2 separate regions of the Homo sapiens genome follow, and region 1 is linked to region 2. Evidence: read pairs that join two places in POLR2A ChIA-PET (ENCODE). Cell type or tissue: PC-9. All regions are shown on one strand. Each heading gives the region's core, and the rest is flanking DNA. Links, peaks and the distances in the headings are about the cores only.

What was found. Peaks named below come from ENCODE experiments on the same cell type or tissue, not always from the same donor. Only the 100,000 strongest peaks of a DNase experiment are listed, where the experiment ranks them.
Region 1: POLR2A ChIA-PET joins it to region 2 with 16 read pairs; 9 of 35 experiments call an interaction of 5 or more read pairs at or near these places.

Annotation. Positions count from the first base shown.
Region 1 is chr10:103,252,174-103,257,550 of GRCh38, forward strand. No RefSeq gene overlaps it. Among named protein-coding and RNA genes, the nearest start is that of RPEL1, 9.0 kb to the left of the region's middle. RefSeq lists an enhancer at 2,583-3,082. In PC-9, for the core only: no CTCF peak of the experiment used is centred there; a DNase peak (open chromatin) is centred at 2,968.
Region 2 is chr10:103,168,508-103,173,884 of GRCh38, forward strand. All of the region lies in intron 3 of NT5C2 (5'-nucleotidase, cytosolic II), which reads right to left. Among named protein-coding and RNA genes, the nearest start is that of NT5C2, 22 kb to the right of the region's middle. In PC-9, for the core only: no CTCF peak of the experiment used is centred there; DNase peaks (open chromatin) are centred at 164 and 2,934; H3K4me3 peaks cover 331 bases; H3K27ac peaks cover 4,805 bases.

The DNA.
Region 1 (5,377 bases), core at 325-5,324, 84 kb after region 2:
TTTCAATTTATAGGTTTTTTCTACAACTATTTTTCTTTTTTTGGAGATGGAATCTCGCTGTTGTCGTCCAGGCTGGAATGCAATGGTGCGATCTTGGCTAACTTCAACCTTCGCCTCCCAGGTTTAAGCAATTCTCCTGTCTCAGCTTCCCAAATGGCTGGGATTACAGGCGCCCACCTAATTTTTGTATTTTTAGTAGAGATGGGGTTTCACCATGTTGGCCAGGCTGGTCTCAAACTCTTGACCTCAGGTGATCTGCCCACCTTGGCCTCCCAAAGTGCTGGGATTACAGACGTGAGCCACCGCACCCAGCCCATTGCCTGATTTTTTTTTAATTATTTATTTATTTATTTATTTTAAGAGTATTGGTTAAGTTGGCCGGGCGCAGTGGCTCACGCCTGTAATCCCAACGCTTTGGGAGGCAGAGGTGAGCGAATCACCTGAGGTCAGGAGTTCAAGAACAGCCTGGCCAACATGGTGAAACCCCATCTCTACTAAAAATACAAAAATTAGCCAGGCATAGTGGTGGGCACCTGTAATCCCAGCTACTCGGGAGGCTGAGGCAGGAGAATGCCTTGAACCTGGGAGGTGGAGGTTGCAGTGAGCTGAGATCATGCCTCTACACTCCAGCCTGGGCAACAAGAGAGAAACTCCATCTCAGAAAAAAGAAAAAAAAAAAAGAGTATTGGTTAAGTATTTTGTTGGATAGTCTTCAATTTGAGTTTGTCTGACATTTTCTCATGATTAAATTGAAGTTAAGCATATTAGGAAGAATACTAATTTTTTTTTTTTTTTTTTTTTTTTTTTGAGACAGATTCTTGTTCTGTCACCCAGGCTGGAGTATAGTGGCACAATCTCAGCTCACTGCAACCTCTGCTCCTGGGTTCAAGCAATTCTCCTGCCCCAGCCTCCCAAGTAGCTGGGACTACAGGCATGCACCATGACATCCAGCTAATTTTTATATTTTTGGTAAAGATGGGGTTTCGCCATGTTGGCCAAGCTGGTCTTGAACTCCTGACCTCAAGTGATCTGCCCACCTTGGCCTCCCGAAGTGCTGGGATTATAGACATGAGCCACTGTGCCCAGCCTTTTTACTATATTTTGAGTTAATTTCTTAGTCATTGTCCTGGGAATTACAATTAACATCTTATTTAATAACAACTTAGTTTAGATAAATGCCAACTTAATTTCATTATTACACAAAAAATGTGCTCCTATATAGCTTTGGTTCCCTTTCTCCTTCTTTGTGCTATTATTGTCACACAAAATACATCTTAATACATTGTGTGCATTATCAATGCAGGTTTATAATTACTGCATTATGTACTTATCTTTTAAATAGGATAGGAAAAAATTAAACAAAATTAAACAAGAATACATTTATGCTACCTTTTATATTTACCTATGGAGTTACCTTTAATGGTTTATTTTATTTCTTCATGTAGATTCAAATTACTGTCTACTGTCATTTCAGTCTGAAAGACCTCCTCTAGGATTTCCTTTTTTGTTTTTTTGTTTTTGAGACAGAGTCTTGCTCTGTTGCCCAGTCTGGAGTGTAGTGGCGCAATCTCGGCTCACTATAACCTCTGCCTCCTAGGTTCAAGCAATTCTTATGCCTCGGCCTCCCAAGTAGCTGGGATTACAGGTGCGTGCCACTACGCCTGGCTAAGTTTTTTTTATTTTTAGTAGAGACGAGGTTTCACCATGTTGGCCAGGCTGATCTCAAATTCCTGACCTCAGATGATCCACCTGCCTCGGCCTCCCAAAGTGCTGAGATTACAGGGGTGAGCCACCGTGCCTGGCCTAGGATTTCTTATACGTCAGGTTTACTAGTGATGAAATCTTCCAGTCTTTATCTTAGAATGTTTTAATGTCTTCTTTCCCTCCTTCATTTTTGAAGAATAGTTTCGTTAGATAGAGAATTCTGGGGTGACAGGGGGTGTTTTTTTCTTTCAGCACTCTTAATATATGTCATCTTACTGCCTTTTGGCCTTTATGGTTTCTGATGAGAAATAGGATGTTAATCTTATCGAGCATCCATTGTACACGATGAGTCCTTCCTTCCTCCCTCCCTCCTTTTTTTCTTTTCTTTTCTTCCTTCCTTCCTTTTTCTTTCTTTCTTCTTTCCTTCCTTCCTTTTTCCTTCTTTCTTCCTTTCCTTCCTTTCTCTTTCTTTCTTTCTCTTTCTTTCTTCTCTTTCTCTCTTTCTCTTTCTTTCTTTTTTGTGAGACAGGGTCTCACTCTGTCACCCAGGCTGGAGTGCAGTGATCATGGCTCACTATAGCCTGGCCTCTCAGGCTCAATCAATCCTCCCACCTCAGCCTCTCGGGTAGCTGGGAATACAGACATGCACCACCATGCCCAGCTAATTTTTGTATTTTTTGTAGAGACAGGGCCTCACCATGTCTTGAACTGGTCTTGAACTCCTGGGCTGGTCTTGAACTCCTGGGCTCAAGCAATCTACCTGCCTCAGCCTCCCAAAGTGCTGGAATTACAGGCATGAATCACCACGCCCAGCCTACTTTTTTTTTTTTTTTTTTTTTTTTAAAGAAGCAAGGTCCCACTCTGCTACCCAGGCTTCAGTACAGTGGCATGATCATGCCTTGCTGCAGCCTCAAACTCCTGGGCTCAATCAATTCTTCTGCCTCAGCCTCCCAAGTAGCTAGGACTACAGGCACATGCCACTGAGTCTGGCTTTTTTTTTTTTTTTTTTTGGAGAGACAGGATCTCACTATGTATCTCAGGTTGATCTTGACCTCCTGGCCCCTCAGGTGATCCTCTTGCCTCAGTCTCCCAAACTGCTGCTGGATTACAGGCCACCATGCCCAGCTGCTTTCTTTTTTTAAATTTGAGATGGAGTCTCACTATATTACCCAAGCTAAAGTCGAACTCCTGGGCCCAAACTATCCTCCCACCTCAGCCTTCTGAGTAGCTGGGACTACAGGCATGCACACCACACCCAGCTTGTGATGAGTCACCATTGTCTTACTGATTTCAAGATTCGCTCTCCTGCCTTTGGCTTATAACAATTTGACTACGATGTGTCTTGGTGTGAATCTCTTTGAGTTTATTTTACTTGGATTTTATTGAGCTTTCCAGATGTATAGATCAATGTTTTAAATTAAATTTAGAAAGTTTTCAAGTTTTCAGCCATTATTTCTTTAAATATTCTTTCTGCTCCTTTTTTTCCTCTCCTCTCCTTCTGGAACTCCAGAAGTTCACTTAGGCTCTCTTCATATATCTTCATTCTTTTCTTTTTCTGTTCCTCAGACTTGATAATCTCAATTGATTTATTTTTAAATTCATTGATATTTTCTTCTGTCTGCTCTATCTTTTTTTTTTTTTTTAGATGGAATCTAGCTCTTTGCCTTAGCCTTTGCTTCATGCTTGTGAAGAGCCTGAAGATCAGCCAGAACACTTAGGGCATTCTCAGATCTTTCCTGAACATGTGCATAGGCCTCGGCATGCAAGTGGCTTTCCGGTTTCCCAGGGATATGTCAGTTTTTCAAAGTCCTTCTTCTCCAAAGCATCTCATTCTTCAGTCTTCTCTCCCAAGCTTTATATTAGTCTATTGTTTGCCCCAACTGTTATCCAATGCCCCAGGCAGCAATAACCAAAACATTTGCCTGTAAATATCTTCAACAAATGCTCCTTGGGTAGCCACACTCACCACTAGAGAGTTCCAAGTTAGACAAGATAAAGGTAAGCACTTGAGAAAGTCCTCCAGGGAGCCACCATACAGGTCAAAACAAAGATAAAGGTAAGCACTTGAGAAAGTCCTCCAGGGAGCCACCATACAGGTCAAAACAAAACAAAAACAATTTCTTGCGAATTAGGTCCATTCTCTTCCCTCTAGTACTGGTACCTATACTGGGACTGTAGCTATTTTCTCCAAATTCACTGCTAACCTGGGGATGGGACCAGGGTAAGTTAAAATACTACAAAGCTTGCTATTCTTACTAAGAATCAGCTGTCTTTTTTATGAAAACATTTCACTGGCTGCTGCAGGCCTTTTGGTTAGTGTCTAGAGTTCTGAAAAGTTGATTCTAACAGTTTTTTTGTTTTTTGTTTGTTTGTTTGTTTGTTTAGATGGAGTCTCGCTCTGTCGCCAGGCTGGAGTGCAGTGGCACGATCTGGGCTCACTGCAACCTCTGCCTCTCAGGTTCAAGTGATTCTTCTGCCTCAGTCTCCCGAGCAGCTGGGACTAGAGGCATGTGCCACCATGCGTGGCTAATTTTTGTATTTTTAGTAGAGACAGGGTTTCACCATGTTGGCCAGGATGGTCTCGATCTCTTGACCTCGTGATCAGCCCGCCTCGGCCTCCCAAAGTGCTGGGATTACAGGCGTGAGCCACCGTGCCCAGCCAATTCTAACAGTTTTAACCAACCTTTTGGTTGCATTTATGGAGGGATAAACTTTTGGATTTCCTTACTCTGCCATTTTTCACTGATAACACTTCAGTATTCCTTATTACTGGTAATGTTAACTTTGATCACTCAGTTAAGGTAGTGTCTGCCAAGTTTCTTCACTGCAGAGTTACTATTTTTTCTTTTTCATATGCTATTCTAGAGGTCAGCAAACCATGGCTGGAGGCCCAAATCCAGCCCACTGCCTGTTTTTATAAATAAAGTTTTATTGGCATACAGCCACATTCATTCATTCACATATTTTTTATGGCTGCTTTCATGCTACATCAGTAGGGGTGAGTTGTTGCAAAAGAGATCATATGGCTTAAACAGCCTAATATATTTCCTATTTGGGTCTACGCTGACCCCTGCATGATTTGTTAGAAGTGCACCACTAAATCAGCCCACACTTAAGGGAAGGAGAATTAAGCTTTCCATTGTGGAGGGAGGGGTATCAAAACATTTGGGGACATATGTTAAAAACAAGATAATTAATGCATATTTGGAGGTTTATACTTAGATGCTATGTAAATATCCTGGTCCTCCTTAGAGTTTTGCCCACTAATATTAGCTTCATCAGTGGACTTTATCTGCAGCAATTATTACTGTGGTGTTCTAATTTTCTGTTTCCTTCATTCCCATTTTTTTTTTTTTTTTTTTTTTTTTTTTTGGAGACAAAGTCTCACTCTGTCACCCAGGCTAGAGTGCAGTGGCATGACCTCTGCTCACCTCAGCCTCCACTTCCTGGGTTGAAGCGATTCTCCTGCCTCAGCCTCCTGAGTAGCTGGGATTACAGGTGTCTGCCACAATGCCCAGCTATTTTTTTTGTTTGTTTTTTAAGGACAGAGTCTCACTCTGTCACCCAGGCTGGAGTGCAGTGACGCCATCTCAGCTCACTGCAACCTCTGCCTCCCGGGTTCAAGCAATTCTCCTGGCTCAGCCTCCTGAGTAGCTGGGATTACAGGTGGCCA
Region 2 (5,377 bases), core at 82-5,081:
AAAAACTATTTAAGAGGTAATTTTTGAAGCTGCCTCTTTCAGGTCACTATGACATCTGAGCAGCTCAGCTTGTCTTCTAACCATATAGCAAAACACATTCCACTGAAAGGTTTGGCCTGATGACTTATCCTCAGCCCAGAAAACTAAACAACCATAAGGAAATGAAGAAGGAGCAACAGTCATACATTTTAAAGGCTAGTTTCTTAATAATGACATATGACTGGCATCTCTATATTGAAATTCAGAAAACTGATATTAAGCAAGAAAAAAGCTGGAAGTTAGATATTTATTTACTTAACTAAGAATATTTAGCTTCTTCTAAAGGGAAATTGTAAAGCATCACATACGATGTATACTTTGTGATAATGATCAGCATAGCCTAACTTAACCAATGATAAATTACCAATCCAAATAAATGTCTTTAATGAAAAGACCTGGAAACAGAATATTCTACAAATTGACTTAACTAGAAAACTAAAATAAATTTCTTCTAAATGGTTTCTATTTAAAATTTTTAATTAACAAAAGCAAATACTGTTAGGAGATACAAGTCTGATGACTACATCATGATGAGTACAGATAATAATCTACTGTATACCTCAAAATTGCAAAGGGATTAGATTTTAAATGTTCTCATCACAAAAAAAAATGATAAATGTAAGAGGTTATGCATGTTAATTGGCTTGATTTAGCCATTCCATATCAACTTGTACACCATAAATACATACAATTTTTGTCAATGTTTAAAAAGACATATACATATACACACACACATATATATATAATGTTTTTATTGTTCTAAAAGCACACATATACTTTATTTTAAACACGGGGCATGGTGGCTCACACTTGTAATCCCAGCACTTTGGAAGGACAAGGCAGGAGGATCACTTGAGAACAAGAGTTCAAGATCAACCTGGGTAACACAGCAAGACTTTGTCTCTACAAAAACAATACAAAGATTAGACAGGTGTAGTGGTACACGCCTGTAGTCCCAGCTATTCAGGAGGCTGAGACAGGAGAATCACTTGACCCCAGGAAGTTAAGGCTATAGTGAGCCATGATCAAGCCACTGCACTCTAGCCTGGGTGACAGAGCAAGACCCTGTCTCAAAAAAAATTATAATAATTTTAAAGCAAATTCTTGCAAGATACCAAGAACCCAAATTTTCTACATTTAATTTTTTTTTCAGGCTGGGAGTGATGGCTCACATCTGTAATTCCAGCACTTTTGGAGGCCGAGGCAGGAGGACTGCTTGCAGCCAGAAGATCAAAACCAGCTTGGACAACATAGTGAGACCACATCTCTAGAAAAAAATTTTTTAAATTACCAAGCATGGCTAGGCATGGTGGCTCACGCCTGTAATCCCAGAACTTTGGGAGGCTGAGGCAGGCGGATCACAAGGTCAGGAGTTCAAGACCAGCCTGGCCAACATGGTGAAACCCAGTCTCTAAAAATACAAAAATTACTTGGGCATGGTGGCGCATGCCTATAATCACAGCTACTCCAGAGGCTGAAGCAGGAGAGTTGCTTGAACCAGACCCAGGAGGCAGAGGTTGCAGTGAGCCAAGATCATGCCACTGCACCCCAACCTGGGCTACAGAGCGAGACTCTGTCTCAAAAAAAATTAATTAATTTAAAAAAATAATAAAAATTACTGAGCACTGTGGTACACACCTGTAGTCCTAGCTACTGGGGAGGCTGTGGCAGGTGGATTGCTTAAGCCCAGAAGTTTGAGGTTACCGTGAACTATGATCACACTACTGCACTGCAGCCTAGGCAACAGAATGAGACCCTGCCTCTTTAAATAACATAGATAAAAAATTTTTTTCAATGATCTAAAACATCAAGCCTTTGAAAATGTTTTTTCTATTGTTTCCAGTACATACACCTTACTATATGAAAGAACGTAGGGTACAGAATCCATCTAAAATATTCCAGGAAATACCATTCCAAATGAGTTAGGAGTATACTCATTCAGGCTATGATACACACACACAAGCACACACACATGCACACTTTTTTTTTTTTTTTTTTTTTGAGACATGCTCTCATTCTGTCACCCAGGCTGGTGGCATGATCTCAGCTCACTACAGCGTCCACCTCTCAGACGCAGGTGATCCTCCCACCTCAGCCTCCCAGGTAGCTGAGTCCACAGGCGTAAGCCACCACACCTGGCTAATTTTTATGTTTTTTTTTTGTAGAGACAGGGTTTCGCCATCTTGCCCAGGCTGGTCTCAAACTCCTGAGCTCAAGGACTCCGCCTGGCTCGGCCTCCCAAAGTGTGTGGACTACAGGCGTGAACCACCATGCCCAGCCTATGATATATATTAAATATAATTAGGATGTTTATTAAATAATGTTTACCAGTCCTCATTTCCACTGCTAAAAATGTTACACCCTAATGTTAATTAATACTTTATAGTGTAAAGACCAAGCAAATAATTGAAGAAAAAGTATAGAACTCCATATAACATAATCTTTTCCAAATGTTATGTTTTATTACATAGACACACATAAATGTTCTGTTTTATACTTTAACACGCCATACCTAGCAACATATCTCACACACAGAAGAGAATCGTTAGTACCCATTTGACAGGAATCTTTAATGTTTTCACTTTTTCAGGGTTTAAGGAGTAACAGCATCCTAACACCCAGAAATGCCACAGTGACCTACCATGAGGCAAATATCACCAGCCTACTTAAAAAACCAACTATTGATATAATAATTAACTTCTGATATACTCAATAACAAGTAACTATATTTTTCAAAATATTAGTATCTATTGAAACAACAAAATATTACCTAATTCTGACTTAGCTTTCCTATACAGAGAAGACTGCACTTAGAAATTTTTTGTCTGCTTACAAAAACTTACCTACATAAACCAGTTTAGCCACTTTTCCAGTAAGATTTCAAAGTAATATTCATTTCCTTTTTCCTGTAGCCCAGAAACAGCTAAGTGATTAAGAGTCATTTTAGACTTCCTGTAGTTCCCATGCAACTTTTTAGCACTGCCAATATACCAGCACCTGTACTTACTGCCGGCTTTCCTGGTGTGGGAGGCAAAGATGGTTCTAGTAGGGCCCAGATTTTTCTACCCCAGAAATTCACTTTAGGTGTAGATTTCTAATTTCTTCTTAAAAATAAATAATTACTAAATACATTATCTACTCCCAAGGACCCTAACTACTTAAGATTTAGGTAGAAGCAAACATTTAATTGAATCTATAAAAAGAGTTAAGTAAAAAGAAAATACAATTTAGGCCGGGCTCAGTGGCTCATGCCTGTAATCCCAGCACTTTGGGAGACCAAGGCTGGAGGAATGCTTGAGCCCAGGCATTTGAGACCAACCTGAGCAACACAGCAAGACCCCGTCTCTAATAAAATAAATTTTTTTTTAAAATACAGGTTAAGGCCGGGAGCAGTGGCTCACGTCTGTAATCCCAGCACTATGGGAGGCCAAGGCAAGTAGATCACCTGATATCAGGAGTTTGTGACCAGCCTGGCAAACACGGTGAAACCCTGTCTCTACTAAAAATTAAAAAATTAGCCAGGTGTGGTGGTGTGTGCCTGTAATCCCAGCTACTCGGGACGGTGAGGCAGGAGAATCGCTTGAACCTGGGAGGCAGAGGTTGCAGTGAGCTGAGACCGCGCCACTGTACTGAGAGACAAGAGCAAAGACTCTGTCTCAAAAAATAAAAAACAAAAATTTAAATACAATTTTAACTTTAAATTTTTTTTTTTTTTTTTGAGACGGAGTCTCGCTCTGTCACCCAGGCTGGAGTGTGCAGTGGTGTGATCGCAGCTCACTGCAAGCTCCGCCTCCTAGGTTCACACCATTCTCCTGCCTCAGCCTCCCGAGTAGCTGGGACTACAGGCACCTGCCACCACACCCGGCTAATTTTTGTATTTTTAGTAGAGACGAGGTTTCACTGTGTTAGCCAGGAAGGTCTCGATCTCCTGACCTTGTGATCCACCCGCCTCGGCCTCCCAAAGTGCTAGGATTACAGGAAAAAAATTTTATTTAAAAATATTTGGGGACCACTCACGGTGGTTCATACCTGCAATCCCAGCAGTTTGGGAGGCTGAGGCGGGTGGATCACTTGAGGCCAGGAGTTCAAGACCAGCCTGGCCAACATGGCGAAACTCCATCTCTACTAAAATTACAAAAATTAGCTGGGCATGGTGGCCACACCTGTAATCCCAGCTACCAGAGAGGCTGAGGCATGAGAATTGCTTGAACCCAGGAGGCAGAGGTTGCAGTGAGCTGAGATCGCATCACTGCATTCCAGCCTGGGCGACAGAATGAACTCTGTCTCAAAAACAAAAACAAAAAAATACAAAAATTAGTCAGGTGCAGTGGCCCACGCCTGTACTCAGCTACTCAGACAGCTGAGGCAGGAGAATTGCTTGAACCCAGGAGGTGGAGATTACAGTGAGCCGAGATCAAGCCACTGGACTTCAGCCTTGGCAACAGAACGAGACTCTGTCTCAAAACAAAACAAAACAAAATCTGTAGAGTTGGGGTCTCATCATATTGCCCAGGCTGTTCTCAAACTCCTGGGTTCAAGCAATCCTCCTGCTTTGGTCTACCAAAGTGCTGGGATTACAGATGCGAGCCACCATGCCTGGCCTACACTTTTAAAGAAAAAGTGATTTCGAGAAAATATTACAGTCTAAAATCAAAACAAGGAAACTTTGCTAATACCCAGAGTTACCCACATTCAATCTAACACACAGTAGCCAGCAGACACAATTTTTAAATTCTGTTTAAAAATTACAGTCAGTTTGTGGTAAATATCAATTAATAATTTCATTCTTGGCCAGGCGCGGTGGCTCACGCCTGTAATCCCAGCACTTTGGGAGGCTGAGGTGGGCGGATCACAAGAAGAGTAGATCAAGACCATCCTGGCTAACACAGTGAAACCCCATCTCTACCAAAAATACAAAAAATTAGCTGGGCATGGTGGCGGGCACCTGTAGTCCCAGCTACTTGGGAGGCTGAGGCAGGAGAATGGCGTGGACCCGGGAGACGGAGCCTGCAGTGAGATCGTGCTACTGCACTCCAGCCTGGGCCAGGGAGCGAGACGCCGTCTCAAAAAAAAAAAAAAAAAAAAGAATTTCATTCTTGGCCGGGCGCAGTGGCTCACACCTGTAATCTCAGCACTTTGGGAGGCCGAGGCAGGTGGATCACGAGGTCTGGAGTTCAAAACCAGCCTGGCCAAGATGGTGAAACCCTGTCACTACTAAAAAAAAAAAAATAAGTAAATAAATAAAAAATACAAGAATTTCATTCCTGGGCTGGGTGCGGTGGCTCACGCCTGTAATCCTAGCACTCTAGGATGCCGAGGCAGGTGGATCACCTGAGGT